2 separate regions of the Homo sapiens genome follow, and region 1 is linked to region 2. Evidence: chromatin loops called from intact Hi-C (ENCODE). Cell type or tissue: HepG2. All regions are shown on one strand.

Evidence for each region. Hi-C counts contacts between places; a loop is a spot of excess contacts. Peaks named below come from ENCODE experiments on the same cell type or tissue, not always from the same donor. Only the 100,000 strongest peaks of a DNase experiment are listed, where the experiment ranks them.
Region 1: it touches region 2 in a loop (6-fold over the local background); 2 of 110 quality-filtered maps call a loop at or near these places.

The regions. Positions count from the first base shown.
Region 1 is chr18:80,103,255-80,111,254 of GRCh38, forward strand. It overlaps ADNP2 (ADNP homeobox 2), which reads left to right and starts at 6,008. Exons shown (of 4, transcript NM_014913.4): 1 at 6,008-6,218. RefSeq lists enhancers at 395-1,138, 1,995-2,104, 4,431-4,932, 5,759-6,260 and silencers at 6,070-6,229, 6,430-6,529. In HepG2, no CTCF peak of the experiment used is centred here; DNase peaks (open chromatin) are centred at 1,407, 3,437 and 5,677; H3K4me3 peaks cover 4,853 bases.
Region 2 is chr18:79,931,040-79,939,039 of GRCh38, forward strand. SLC66A2 (solute carrier family 66 member 2) reads right to left here. Exons shown (of 6, transcript NM_025078.5): 4 at 2,930-2,983. Among named protein-coding and RNA genes, the nearest start is that of SLC66A2, 17 kb to the right of the region's middle. In HepG2, CTCF peaks have their summits at 2,953 (motif pointing right) and 3,627 (motif pointing right); DNase peaks (open chromatin) are centred at 2,912, 3,722 and 5,802; H3K4me3 peaks cover 514 bases.

The DNA of each region.
Region 1 (8,000 bases), 170 kb after region 2:
GCCCAGCCTCTCACGCACTTTAGGAATAGGATTCTGAGACTTGTCTGTACATAGAGACTCTAATTTTAGAAATCACCAAGGCTGGAAATCCGGCTGATCATTCAGGCACTATTCCTGGAGAAATTACTGACTCATTGTTTATACGAACAACCAGAGCTGTATTCCCAGAGGTGGGAATCATACAAGTAGAGGAGACTTTGAGAAAATTACTACTCACTCTGGCAGAAGTGTGAACACCACCTCCCGTGCCCTGGATGGAACACAGGCCAGTCTCGACTCACTGGTATACTTGGTGATGAACAAGCCCATTGCTCTAGATTTCTTGTTGGTGTCGTGGCATCTGTGCTGCTGCTAGTACTTCTCACTGCACTTGGATGAACAGAACAGGCAAAGTGGAAGAGACTATACAATGCCATAAGGAAAAAACTATTTATCTCTTTAAGGCTGATCCTCACGGCTTATGGGATTTGTTCTCTTGTCCTGGGATGGGAAACTGGTGTTCCCAGTTCAGAAGCATCTTATGAGAACTATTAGTCTTGTTTTGTCACAGTGGTCATGATGCTGTTGGTTGCATCCTCTGCAGAGTCTGCAATGCTTCTGTGCAGCTGCTCTGTCATCAGATGATCTCCATGATGCTACAACAACACAAATAAAAGAATTCTCATGAAATGATTGCCTATGGAGGCAACCAGACAACCCCCAAGCTGTGAAGATCTGGATCTCTAGCCTCCCCTGAGCTGTCCAAACTCTCCAATGAGAGAATGACCAAAAGGGGAAGGGAGACCAAACTGAATGTGCCAACAGACAATGGTCTGACCGTGTAAGACGATCTCTGACCTATGCCTCTGCAGCAATCAGACCAGAATGGCCAGGACTTAGTCAATGACTGCCAGTTTTCCATGCTTTTATTGTTTCCACTTCCAATTCAGGACCAACTAGAGAAAGCCAAGCATATTTCCAAAGCCAGTAAATCCACAAAAACAAGCGCCCACCTCTGGGGCCTGCCTCCAGCTCTCCATGCCAACAACTGCAGGTTCCCTCCCCTCCGAAGTTTCTCTCAAGGCTGGCCACTTCTTTTCATCTTCACTGCCATCACCCTCATTTAAGTTCCCAGCTGTCATCGTTTTTCACCAGGACTGCTCCCACAACCTCCTCTTAAGCCTCATCTTCCCTTCCTCAATCAACATTCCTTTCTCCGCAGGACAAGCCCTGCTGTACGTTTCAAATGCAGATGTGATCTTATCAACCCGGTCACTGAAACCACTTCCTTGGCTTCTCCTTGGTCTTAATAAGACCCAAATGGCTTCCTAGCCTGGCCCTGGCCTCCCCTGTGATCCTCGTCTTCCTGTGGCCTGCACTTTGACTGCTCTGGTCTGGCTGTGCCAGGCTCCCTCAGGCGCAGGCCTTCTTTGGGGCCTCTCACAGACCTCTCTTCTCCGCCTCTCACAGCTCTGCTTTGCCAGTGTTTACTTATCCTCTGATCCCAGACCCTGCTTCTTGGAGACTGCTGGTCTACATCAGGTTTCTGGGTCACAGGCATATATGGAGATTTCCTTTCTCAGGAGCATTGACCAAGGTTTATAATTATATTTTCATCATGTAGTTATTTCGCGGATGCCTTTCTCCTCCATTAGCTTAAGCTCCAGGAGAGCAGGGATGGAGTCTGCTCAGCACTGTATTATTGGTGCCTGCTGGACCTACACAGAGCGTATGCAGAATAAAGGGGAGAAATAACCTGGTGCAGTGGTTTACGCCTCTCATTCCAGCACTTTGTGAAACTGAGGCGGGAGGATTTCTTGAGTCCAGGAGTTTGAGACCAGTCTGGATAACATAGTGAGAGATCCTTTCTCTAACAAAACCGAAGAACTTAGCCAGTCATGGTGGTCCACACCTGTAGTCCCAGCTACTTGAGAGGCAGAGGTGGGGGGATCCCTTGAGCCCAGGAGGTCGAGGCTGCAATGAACTATGATCCTATCACTGCAGCCTGCCTCTAAGAGTATGACCCTGTCTCTAAGAGAAAAAAAGAAACCTCAAAAAACAAAGTAGAGAAAGAGTACATGTAAGTTGTTCTCCAAGCTCTCCTCTCCTGTGGCTCACTGGTTTTAGATGAACTCTGCAGTTTCTTGGATTGTACACTTGCATGTGCACAGTCGTCTGTGCGTAGACCAGTCGGGCTGCTGACTACAGTTGTTCACACTTGTCTTTACACAGAGTGAGCAGAGCGGGAAGTGGGAGCTGAAATCCAGCTCGCTCTGTTCACATAGGTCTGTGCCCTGCTGTGAGGCTGGGTCTGCACAGAGGCAGAGGAAGTGATACTGAAAAACATATCAAGGCACCTTCATCTTGACCATCCAGGTCCCGGAGGACAGCAACACACCCAGAGGGCCCCTGCTTTTCTAATTCACACAACAGTGCCTGTGGCTGCCACAGTCAACTCTGGGGCTCCCTTTGTTCTGAACAACTATCTTACAAATGCCGATGCTGGTTATAGGGGGACCTAGATGAGAGAGTGGGAAGCTTCCACATGGGCCATCTTCACTTTCAAACCTAGCTGAACAACCGGGGTCGAGGAATCTACTCATACTGCCACCAAGTCTGTGGTCTTCTTGTTATTCAGGAGCGGGTGTGCAGAATAAACCTGCATGAGCTGTGACTCGCCTGGTAGATAAGTCCTGAGGCCCAACCTGTGTCTTCGGTTTGATGACTTCAGTGTGGTGCACTTTCCTGAGTCTATGAAAATAATCTTGACAAGTCCCCAGGTCACATTGCTCATTCCTTCTGTGGTGGGAGGGACAGTCCTTTTTATCTCAATGCTGTGGATGGTGGTTTTAAACTGTATTCATCAGATATCCATGCTGAAGTGTTTAAGGATGGTGTACTGATGTTTTCTAAAAAAAAAAACAGTCGAGATGAATATTTGAATACATATGCGATAAAGCAAGTAAGCAAATGTTAACTGGAAGAGCTAGGTGATGGTTGTTTTCTGAACAATTATTTCAGCTTTTCAGTACATTCAACATTTTCATAGCAAAATGCAGGGGGAAAATCATTCAACATTTAAATTTTATTATATTTATTAGATTTGTATTTATGAAAATGTTGATATTGTATTTATTAAAGTAATGTAGGCATCAGGGATACAATGATGAATGAGACACGGTCCTTACTGGTGCCCCATAGAGAGACAAGCAGTGAGCAGATAACAGTAAACAACGTGGTGAGGGCAGCAGGAGACACACACAATGTTTTGGGAATGTCAAGAAGTACCTACCATATTTTGACTGTGTGTGTGTGTGTGTGTGTGTGTGTGTGTGTGTTCAGGGAGATCTTTCTGGGAGAGAGGCCGGTAGAGTTCAGCCTTGAATGGCAATGGAATGAAAATTAGCTCAGGGGTTGGGACAGGAGTCCCATGAACAAACACCGTGTGGTGTTTACAGGCTGGGGACTGACTGGTCAGCTTTGGAGAATTTGTGTGTCGTGCTCACCAGCTGGGCTTGATTCCTGGGGGATTTTGAGTGATTGCAGCAAGAAGGGAAGGACAGTCAGGTTCACTCTCTAAAAGGGCTGACTGGGGAAAGTACCTGAGGCACCAAGCTGGAGGTAAGGTGGTGGGAGCCTGTGCAGGTGTTACAGGCAGGAGATGACCTGAATGCAGGTAGTGATAGTGCGGCTGCAGATGAGGGAAGAGATCTGACGAATATTTGGGATATAAAATTGGAAAACTGGAGATGGGGAACACACTGCTTGCTGTAGGAGAGGCTGTTGAGGAGAGAATGATGGGCTCAGATTTGAACGTTTTGAATCTGAGTTGCCTGTGGGACTCTGAAGTGGAGCTGCCCCCTTTGGCAGCCAGAAAAATAAAACTGAAACGTAGGAAAGAGATGGAGATACTGGTTTGGAATTGACATAACAAGGTTTGAATCTGTGGTCGAAATTAACAAGGGAGAAAATGCAGAAAAAAATGAAAGGCGTGGGAGTTCCAATACCCAGCACGGTGCCTGGCACACAGGAAGCGAGTGGCGCATATGTGCTGCACCGTGAAGGAAAAAGTCAGCAGGATCCCAGAGAACACCGCGTTCAAGGATGGGCCGGGAAGAGATGCAGGCGAAGATGAGGAAACAGTTCGTGAATATGGAGATGAAAGAGCCCGTCTGGGGAGTAGTGGGTGTGGGGGGGGGCGGCTTTGTGGGGGGAGGTCTGTAGATTAGGAAACAGTTCCCGAGTTTGGAGATTAAAGAGCCCGTTTGAGGAGTAGTGGTGGTGGGGCGGCTTTGTTGCGGGAGGTCTGTAGGAAAGGGGGATTGGTCTGTAGTAACAAATGGAAGATAGATACAGAAAGACGAGGCCTAAAATCTGTTTTGGGCTCAGCAATTAGGAGGGCGCTGGTGACCAAGGCGTTTCTGCAGAGTGGTGAGGGTGGGGGCGAGAGGCGTGCAGGGGGCTGAGGAGACAGACACAGGGACTGCTGTTTTGAGAAATGTGATAAAATGAGAGGTCACTAGAGGATCAATGGGAGACTGCAGGCTTTAACTACACTTTTCATCCCACCCATAATTTTGCAAGGAAGATATATAGGGACATCACACCCATTTACCACTGTAACTCAAAGTAAAATCTTAACTTGTCAGCAAACATAAAGGGCAAACTCTACTTCAATTATGACTTGTATTCATGTAGGAAAAAAGCAAATTTTGGTCAGGTCATATCGGCCCACCATTTAACACAGTTTTAAAACGAATATGGACATTAATTTAGTGCCTATTATGTGTTTAGTCACTGGGCTAAACTGAGCAGAAGGCTCCCATTGAGAGGGAAAAGCTGAAATTATGGACGAGCGGATGGTGACAAGGAGGCTCTGGAGAGGGCGGTGGGCGGAAGGCCCAGCCTGGGCACGGCCTCTGCCCCGCGGTGGCTGGAGTGGGCCTCAGGGCTGGAGGCTGGCGGCGGGTTGCAGGGGCTCGGCGCTCTGGAAGGAGACGTGGCCTTGTGCTGAAAGGGGCACGTGTCCTGCAGACGGCTTCGCCAAGAAGGAACTGCCTGGAACAGCCACTGAGGGCGCGGCTGAGTTAGGGTCAGGGGAAGGAACACTGGAGGGGAGTTAGGGTCAGAGTCAGGGTTAGTGCTAGGTGAGGTTCAGGTGCAGGGTCAGAATTAGGGTTAAGGTTAGGGGCACTGGGGGAGGCGCCTGCGCTGCCCTCGTGGTTACTCCCACGTGCTCTGGGGCACGAGGGCGTCCGCCAGAGGCCTGGGGACTCCACGGAACGAAGACCTAGAGCCATTTTGAAAGCCCTACGCCATGTTTCCACTAATTTTGTGGAATAAATTATTATTGCTACACAATTGATAAACACCTGTGCAAAAATGAACTTTTAGGTTAAGAGTTTATACAAATGTATGCAATTAACCCTCTCCCCACACAACTTGTAGTAGATCTAAAAATCAGAATTCTCAAGAGAAGGTGTGATCACTTTCCCACAGGAATGATGAAGTCAGGAGACCCCAGCTAGTCGGTTCACCAGGATATGCCAATCATGGCACACTTGTCCCAGTTCTGGGAGCCAAAGTTTTGTCTTCCAATGGCAAGGCAGCATTATCACAGTTGGGCTCCCATTGGCTCTGAGATGTGGGCGGGGTCACCACTCCTGGAGCTGCCACTAGCTCCACCCCATTCCATGCAAATGAAGTCAAAGCTGTGGTGAGTCCACGTGATTAGTCACATGGTTGATGACACACTCTCCCCACCCCTTTAGTGACGTCATTGCCCACTCAAACTCTCACGAGAGTTTGCACAGATGTGGAAAGGAGCTGGCAGGGCAGTTCCCTGGGACAGAAGGGAGTCAGGGGGTCCAACAGGGGCCCCCCACTGCCACCCCAGAGCCTCCAGTCCATCTTTAGCCAGGGGCCCCGGGGGGCCTGTGGGAAGTGCCAGGGGCCCCCAAGCACACTCTGCTCTCATTGGCTGGCTGCGCCTACATGCAAATGAGGGCCAACGTCACTTCCTGAGGCCAATCGAGCGCCATTTTCTCTTTCTGGCTGCGCGGGAGGAGGGGACCAGTCGCGCTGGGGGTGGGCGCGCGCTGAGGCGGGGGTCCCGCCGCGCGGGGCGGAGGCGCGGGCGGGCGCAGGCGGCCCCACGGGACGCGGCTGCGCTCGGCGGAAGACGCGGCAGCCCTGCGAGAGGCAGCAGCGGAGACGCGGTGCTCCTCGGGCGCCAAGCGGTAGGTACGGCCCGGCCCGGCGCGGGCCCGCGCGGCGACGCCCCCTGCCCCGGTCCTGGCCCCCGCCCCAGTCTGGTCCCCTCCGAGCCCCGCCCCCGCCGGTACCCAGCCCACACCCACGCCCGCCGCCTGCCCTCGCGCCGCCCGTGGCCGCCTCGGGAATCCCGGGACGTTCTCAGGGCGCGGGTTCGCGGCCCGAACGGCGCCCGTCGACCCCCGACGCGCCCGCGGCCCGCCCCGCCCGCCGCCGGTCACGTGGGAGCGGGGGCCGCCCCGGGAGGGCGGAGAAGGGGATGGGGACCTGAGGGGAGAGTAGGAATAGGGGAAAGACGAGGACGGGGACCGAGGGAGAGAGGGGGGCTGGTGAAGGGAGCGAGGAGTAGAGGGAGAGGGAACGGGGATGGAGAAGAAGAGAGGGGGCAAGGAGCTGTGGCGACCCCTGTAAGGACTCCAGAAACGCCCCGCCCGCTGGCCCGCCCGCCGCATCCCCGAGACCGGGTTCTCCTGGAAGCTTCTCTCTGGAGGAGCCTTGAGTGACGGCAGATGTAGGTCAGGAGCTGACGGTGACACCTAAATCTGCCCAGGTTTTTTTTTCCCTAGAAAGGTTTGAAGAACAGCTGATAACGGGGCCCTGTTTCTTCATCGTTGAGCTTTTGATGCGAATATCAATAATTGATATACAGATGTTGACTTTAACATTACTTTTCATCTGCCGTTGCTGGTTGCATTGAAATAGATTCCGTTTACAAAATTTCTACTACAGTTGACTTTGGAATGTTAATTTTAACTGCCCTTTTAAATACTGTACAGATGCAGAATGAGAAATAATTAGATATTTTAAGTAGTTTATTTGAACAGAAGACTTGCCTGCGTGCTTAAAACTTACTCTATTTGCACGGGTAATCACTGCCTCTTGGGATCTTGAGGAATATACTGGCTGTGGAGGAGTGGGGTGGGGGAGGAGAAACTGGTAAGCAGGTAACTGACAATGCAGATTGGCAAGTGGGGCAGCAGTTTGTAGAGTACTGTGGGCATCTGCCACGCAGAGCCTTTATCAAAAGAGGGGGTTTGGAGTCTGGGTACCATTTTTGGGGGTGAGGAGCATTAGTGGGAGAGAGGACCACATGTAAAAAGAGTTGTGTAAAGTACATGTTCAGCTGTATTTGGAAGTCGGTAATGTATGTGTAACTTATTTAAAGATGTTCTTGGAGAGTTGGCCATGTATGAGTGTGTATTAATATTTCGGTTAAATTTCGGTTGGAGTTAGGACTTCACTGCGAAGACAGCATTGAGCCCGTCGTCCTTAAACATGAAGTGACAGATGTGTGTTAAGAAAGGAAGTACAAGAGTGAAGATGAGACAAGAGGTTGTCCTACCGGCCCTCTAGTTGAGGGGAGGAACAGTGAGGGTTAGGACATGTCTGAAAGGAGTTGATCACTGTTTATGGGGGAAGATGACAGCTATGCTAAGATTTTTAGCTGAAGAGATTCTGGGATTTGGGAGACACGTTTTTAATTTGAACCCAAGTTTGCAATATGCTGTTGGTTAATTTATGATTGCCCTCATAAGTTCACCAATAGCATATTGCAAACTTGGTTTCTGCCCTGCCCTTCATCCTCTGGCTATCCTAGACCTGTTAGGGCAATGTGTTACATAGGTGGAAACCGGTATCTCCCAGTGATTTGAACCCAGATCTGCTGAATATATGATCCAAGTATTCTGTGTTTTTAAAGTTGCTTTTTAAAAAGTCCTGTATTCCAATAGTTGGGACATTTCATTTAG
Region 2 (8,000 bases):
AAGCCTTCAAGTAACTACTAAGAAAATAATTCAGAAAACATTATTTAAAGAAATTAAAATGTTACATTAGAAAATATTTACTTAATACAAAAGAAAGCTGTAAAGGAGCAACAGCTAAGGGGAAAAGGCATAGGATATACAGAAACCAGAAAGTAAAGTAGCAGATGTAAATCTGAACATATTATAACATTAAGTGTGAATGAAATAAACAATCAAATCAAAGGGCAGAATTGCCAGAATGGATTTTTTTTAAAGATCCATCGTATGTATACAGAAGACTCATTTTAAATTCAAAGACATAAAAAAGTTAAAAGTAAAACAATGGAAAGAATATATCAAATGGCAACCACAGGAGACATGCATGTGATGACACTAACGTCAGAAGACACAGATGTCAAAAGAGAAAATATGCATATACGTCCCTAACAAACAACAGTGCCCCAAAATACATCAAACAAAAACTGACAGAAGTGAAAAGAGAAAAAGATAATTCAAAAATAGTTACAGACTTCCACACCCACATTTAGTAATGGACGTAACAACTACACAGAAGAACAATAAATCATAGACTTGACCTAACAGACAACCCTCCACCTTCACCCAACCACAGCAAAATGCACATTGAATATTCTCCAGGACAGATCATATGCTAGGCCATAAGATGTGCCTCTATTTAAAAGTACTGGAATCTGGCTGGGCGTGGTTGCTCATGCCTATAATCCTAGCTCTTTGGGAGGCTGTGGTGGGTGGGTGCCCTGAGCTCTGGAGTTTGAGACCAGCCTGGTAAACATGGTGAAAACCCTGTCTCTACAAAAAATACAAAAAAAATTGGCCAGGGACGGTGGCACACACCTATAGTCCCAGCTACTTGGGAGGCTGAGGCACAGGAATTGCTTGAACTCAGGAGGCAGAGGTTGCAGTGAGCCAAGATCACACCACAGCCAACAGAGCAAGATTCTGTCTCCAAATATTAAAAATAAATAAATAAAAGTACTGGAATAATACAGAGTATATTCTACAATTATAATGGAAATAAATTTGAAATCGATAACAGAAGACATTTTGGGATATTCACAAATATGTGGAAGTTAACACATTCCTAATAAGTGGGTCAAAGAAGAAATCTTGGAGTAAATTTTAAAATACTTTTAGGTGCATGAAAACAAAAACACAACACACCAAAGTATAGGATGCAGGTAAAGCACCTGCTTAGAGAGAAATTATGGCTGTCAATAACTACATTAAAAAGGAAGAAAGAAAAAAAATCAATGTTCTAACCTCCACCTTAAGAAAAAGAGTAAATTAAAACCAAAGCAAGCATAAGGAATGAAAGAATATTGGAGTGAAATAAAACACAGAATAGAAAAACAATAAAGAAAATGAACAAAACCAAAAATTGGTTCTCTGATAGGCAATGTGGATGTGTTGTGTTAAAAAAAGAAAGAAAGAAAGAAAGAAAAGAAAAAGAAACACCTTTTAAAAAGTTGGTTATTTGACCAGAACAAAAAATTGACAAATTTTTAGCTAGACTGACCAAAAAAAGAAAGGAAAGGAGGGGATCAAATTACTAAAGTCAGGAATAAAAGAGGAACCATTACTAATGACTTTCCAGAAATACAAAGGATTATAAGGGAATACTAAGAAAAATTATATGTCAACAAATTAGATAACTTGGGTGAAATGGAAAAATTCCAATACAAACTACCAAAACTGACTTACAAAGAAACAAAAAATCTGAATAGACTTATAACAAGAGATTGAATTCGTAATTTTAAAACTTCCCACAAAGAAAAGCCCAAGCCCAGATGGCTTCACTGGATAACTCTAAAAATATTTAAAGAGAAATTAGTGTCAACCCTTTGCAAACTCTAAAAAGATAGAAAAGGAGGGGAACATTTCCCAACTTATTCTATAAGGCCAGTATTATCCTAATACTAAATCTAGACAAAGTCATCACAAGAAAACTACAGACCATCATGTCTTACGAATACAGATACAAAAAATCCCCAATACAATACTAGCAAATAAAATCCAGCAACAGATAAAAAGTGTTAGACACCATGACCACATGGATTTATCCCAAGAATGCAAGGTTGGTTCAACACACAAAAATCAATCAATGTAGTACATCATCATAGTAGAATAAAAAATAAAACCCACATGATCATCTCAACAGACACGAAAAGCATTTGGCAAACTCTTTTATTATAAAAACACCCAACAAACTCGAATAAAAGGGAACTGCCTTAACCTAATGAAGGGCAACTATGGAAAATCCATTAACTAACATCTACTTAGTGATGAAAGATGGAATGCTTTCTCACTAAAATGAAGAATAAGATAGGTGCATCCACTCTCACCGCCTATAACCAGGATAAGCAATAAAAAGAAATAAAAGCAACTACATTGGTAAGGAAGAATTAAAACTATATTTGCAAATGACAGAATCATATATAGAGAATCTACTAAACAACTCTTAGAACAAACCAGTTCAGCAGAATTGCATGATACAAGATCAACATGCAATGATCAATTACATTTCTATAAAGTAGCAATGAAGCAGCAGAACTGAAATTAAGAAAACAATTCCATTTACAATAGCATCAAAAAGGATAAAATACTTTGGAATAAATTTAACAAAGTCCAAAATTTGTCATCTAAATTTTTCTCCTCCCTTCCTGTCTCCCTCCTGCTTCCCCTTCCCGCCCCCATCTCCCCACACACAGAAGAGCATGGACAGGCTTCTAGTAACTACTTCATGCTTGAAAACAGCAGAGCTAGGAGTTGATTAGTTTGCTGTAGACTCGGCCACGCTTGGTAAAGATGACGCACGCACATGCACAGATGGAAGCAACAACAGGAGGAAGTACAGCTGCAGGAATGAAGCAAAAGGAACGTGCTGCGGACAGTGCACGCGCAGGGTACATACCCAGGAAGGACCGCCTGGGGGCAACCTTGACTTCTTCATCCTTGCTATCTGCAGCTACACGTTAAAAAGGGAGACAGAAACAGAAAGGGGAAAAAGACAGAAACATACTGGTTTTAACATGGGTAAACAGCTGTGTTCCCAGAACTTTTTGCATTTCTTTAAAAAAAAAAAAACAAACCAGAATAGAAAGATCACAAGATTTTGGTTTTTGTGCATTAGAAAACCCACTTTCTGAACTATTTTTCTGCAAACCTAACCTCTTCCAATATCATAAAAAAGTGAATGGGGAGAATGGGAGAAAAATTGAGCCAAAAATTGAAAGTTACCACATTTCCATTTAATCTCTCGGGAGAAAGGCAGCATGGGAGCCCGTCACAAGCGTGCTGTGCTGATGGAAAGCAGCCAGGCAGATCCTGCTTCCCTTTTCCTAGAAACTCATCTGTATGCAAGCTGCGGCTGCAATATAGCTGCCCCAGGTCAAAACTCTTCAGAAGGCTGCCTGATAAAGCTGTTTTCAGAGTACACTCTGCTGTAAAAGGACAGCTGGTTCCGCACATGCACTTGACAAGCACCTCTGCACAGACACAGACACAGGGACAATGTGACAGGGACCCAGCACCCTCCAGGGCCCAGCACTGGCAATGACAGGTTATAAGTCAACCTTCCTATCTGCGCAGCCCCAGGACAAGACAGCAGCCAAGGTCCTGGAAAACAGTGTGGCCTCTAGGTGGCTCCTGGGAAGCCCCATGGGGTTTGGGATTGAAGACAGTTGATAAACAAGAGACTCAAATAAGTCCTGGGATCAGAAAGCAGAAGTAGGATCAAAGGTTGTGTTTGCCTGCCCCAGGCAATGTAGACTTAAAATGGAAATTTTGCAAGTGAACAGCTAAAAGCAAATACGAGGTGACCTCTGACCTCTGCCCTCTGCTACTTGGACTTAGGGTGTTGTTCCACTCACAAGGCAGGAACTGCAATATCTCTACCAAATTTGAGGGTTTTATAAACCAATGCAGCATACAAAGTGCAGTCTTCTCTCCTCCCTCAGCCTCCCCCAGCACTGCCTCTTGGATTCTATGGGTCCCTCAGCTCGTCCTCTCTGTTGCTTTGATTTAGACAACATCCCTCTCCACGGGCGCCTCTTCTAAAGACCAAGATCCTCAAGGGGTGGGAGGGAGGGACCACCCAAGGCAGGACTGCTCAGTCCACACTGTTTCCCTTCTCACATCCAGGTGTGACTGTGAACAGGCAATGGTGGGAGGCAGCCAGCCGGCAGGCTGGGGAAGAAGACATGGTTCAGGCTGCAGAGTCACATCCCACACCAGGCTGTGTCCTAGGCACAGCCTCAAGCTACCTGAGGCTCCTTGCCTGGAAAGCAGTGTGATCAGATCCACGTTTGTGTAGGATGGAATGCAGAGTTCTGATGCTGAGAGAGCTGCCAGGAACATTTTCAACAGTCACACACTTCCACAGATCTGTGCTGAACACGTCCTCCAGACCAGGCACTCAGGATCCAAAAAGGGCCCAGCAACATTTTCCTTTTCCTCCACACTCGGCATCAGGAGGTGGTGTCAGTGTCTTCTCCCCTTGATCATGGGTGGGCTTGTGACCACTCCAGTCCACAGAAGCAATGCTGTGATTTCCAAGACTTAGGTCATAAAAAAGATACAGCTTCCACCTGCTTTCTCAGGTAGCTCCCCCTTGGGACCTGGCCGCCATGTTGTGAGGAAGCCCAGGTCTCATGAGGAGGCCTTGGTGGGTGTCCCAGCAGAGCCTGGGTGGAGGTCCCAGCAGATAGATGGCTAGCACCAGCCATGCCAAAGAGCGAGTGAGGGAGAGAGAGAGAGAGAGAAAAAGCAAGAGAATGAGCTTCAAGGGCTGCAGCCCTAGCCTTTGAGCCTCCCCAGATGCTCCTGAGGACAGCAGAGACCAGCTATTCTTGCCAAGCTCTGCCCAAAATGCACTCACAAGCAAAATAATTGTTGTCCTTCCAAGTCCTAAGATTTGGGGTAACTTGTGGAGTAGCCAAAGAGACTGGAACAAGAGAGACACAACAAGTTATGGTTCCACATGGCCAGCAGGAAGGAGGCTGGCTGGGCCACAGAGGCCATCACCTGCTTCCTGGGACTTTGGTCCATGTCACGACTGGAGACCACTGCTGTTGGCACATGAAGGAAGGTTTGCACTGTACCCTGTCGGTACGGCGTGTATGGGGAGTGCAGGGGTGATAGTGACAGGGAGGTGCCAGACAGCCTGGGACCAGGGAAGAGCACATGATCACAGTGGCCCAGGCGAGCCCCCAATGGGAGGTACACAGGCAGATACAGGGATTCCTAATGTGACGTCCAAGAATCTCAATAAACCCCTGAAAATGCATGCAAGATGGCACATGACCCCTACATACAACACATTTTCCAGCTTTCTTGAATTATAACTAACTCACCTGTTTAAAGTGTACAATTCAATGGTTTTTAGGATATCCACAGTTGTGCAAACACCATCACTATCTAATTTCAGGACATCTTCAGCACCCCAAAAAGAAACCCTTGACTAACCAGCAGCCACTCCCTCTCCCTGGCCTCCAGCCTGGAACTGAGTGTTGAGATTTGGGACAAATTTCAAGTAAATTCAACCACCTGACTTTGAGCCACAGACAATTATTTCTCAAATAACCCCTAAGAGGAACTTAAAAGGAAAAAAGTACATGATAAAACAAAGTTAAACTTTATAAAAGCAATATTTAAAATGAAACAAATGACCCCGTGTATCCAGTTGCTGGTGCACCCCTGACAAGGTGCGTTTGTTTCCTGGTGACGTATCATGCAGCAGCGACCTGACCTCCGTTCCCAGCGGGAAGTGTCCTGAGGATGTGCAATCCTGAGCATATAAACCTCCACCCCCAATAAAACAAACGTTTTCAGTAACCGGGAGGCCGGCGCTGGCATGGTGACCCTCAGACTGCCGTGCACAGAGAGGGCTAAGGGAGGCATGAGGATGCCACATTCCATTATTTGTGGGGTCCTTGAGGGCAGAAGGGAGGCAGAGCTCAGGCTAAGCGACACAGCCAGGCCTGGAGGTTTGAAGTCAAATGGAAAGAATTGGTGTCCACTCATGAAGTATTTCACCTCACCAAAAAAAACTCCCTAGCTCCATCCACTGAAAAAGCCAAAAAATCAACCTGTAGGCCAACCCTCACACATGCCTAGGCCGTGGTCTCCAAACACTGTGTCCCAGATACCAGAGCTCCTTGGAGAAACGACGGATTCTAGGTCTGGGGCAGGAGATGTAGCCGCCACACGAGCACCCTGTTATACCAGGATCCTGTGTAGAAGCGAGACCCCTCATGCTGGGTCGAAAGGGCCCAGCAGCATCTGACGCGGCTCCCCGGCCAGAGGGAAGAACTGGAGCATTAACAAGCGTAATAATCCAGTAACACACCAAACGTCCAACTCACATGTTCAGAATGACTCAGAAACATGCACTCATCATTGCAAGATGCTAGGGAACCAACTTTGAAAACTGGTAAAGAGACCCGCATTTCCTTTATAAATTACACCTGTGGATAGCTGAACAATGGGTACCCGCCCATTTCTCTGCAGAGGGGCTCCAGCTAACAGACAACAAACATCCTGCAGCCCCTGATGAGCTGACGGCCTCAGCATGAGCCCCACAGTGGCCGCTGACCACACGCACCTCCGACGGAACGACGCAACCATCCTGCGAAACACAAGAACCAAACCTGGATCCGATAGGGCCTCAGGGTCCGCTATCTTTTTAAAATGCTCTTTCACAGAAAGAGCCAAGGACAGAACACCTTGTCCTTGTCCACATCCCAGGGACATAAAGACACGAGGAAACACCAGGAGTGCCATCTCCACTGCAGGGCTTCCCAAAACTCAGCCTGCAGGAGTACTCAGCAATCTTGTTAAAAATGCAGGTGGCACTGATGCCGCAATACAGACCACGGGCAAAGTTGAGAGGAGCTAAGGGAGAACCCACGGATTTTTAAACAACAAAATCGTATATACTGCCAGACACAGGGGCTCACACCTGTAATCCCAACGCTTTGGGAGGCTGAGGTGGGAGGATCGCTTGGCTTGAACCCAGGAATTCAAGGTGATAATGAGCTTTGATAACACCACTGCACTCCAGCCTGGGCAACAGAGTGAGACCCTGTCTCAAAAAAAAAAAAAAGAAAGAAAGAAAAAAGAAAAACCTGCAGGAAGGAGACCTGAATGCAACTGTGGGTCCAATCACCCTCGGGACTTTATGCCACCCTACCTACTTGGTAAACGCTTGAAATTCTCCATAATGCAAAGTGAAAGGTAAAAAGAAATAACCCAGCACACGAGAGACAGGTGTGCACTCACTCCCAACCGCAGTCAGCCATGGCCTGGCCGAAGAGGCTCAGCTCCGCCCAGGGGTTGCACCGTGCTGATGCCAGCCCTGCCTTCCTCAGGCTGGGCACTCGGGGCCCTGTGGGACATCTCCCTCCAGTGAGGGGCTCTGACCCTGACTCACAGCAAAAAGGGCTTGGGAAAACATCTCAGTGGAATGAGGGTTTCTTTTTAAAGTCTGATCATAATTTTGAAAATTATGCCAATTTTGTGAAAGGCGACTGTAGAAGAAAAAAGGAAGAGACTTGGAAAGCATGCCACGAGGTTCAAAGTAGTCACCTCTGGAGGGTGGGGTGGAGGCTGTTTTTTTGTTTTGCTTTGTTTTGTTTTTTAAGATGGAGTCTCACCCTGTGGCCCAGGCTGGAATGCAATGGCCCAATCTTGGCTCACTGCAACCTCCACCTCCAGGGTTCAAGTGATTCTCCCACCTCAGCCTTCTGAGTAGCTGGGATTACAGGCATGCGCCACCACGCCCAGCTAACTTTTTGTATCTTTAGTAGAGACGGGGTTTCACCATGTTGGCCAGGATGGTCTCGAACTCCCGACCTCGTGATCCGCCCACCTCGGCCTCCCAAAGTGCTGGGATTACAGGCATGAGCCGCTGCGACCGGCCAGAAGCTGTTTTACTTTATATTCTGTCTTCCCCAAATGTCTACCATGAGCATGCACTGTTCTTT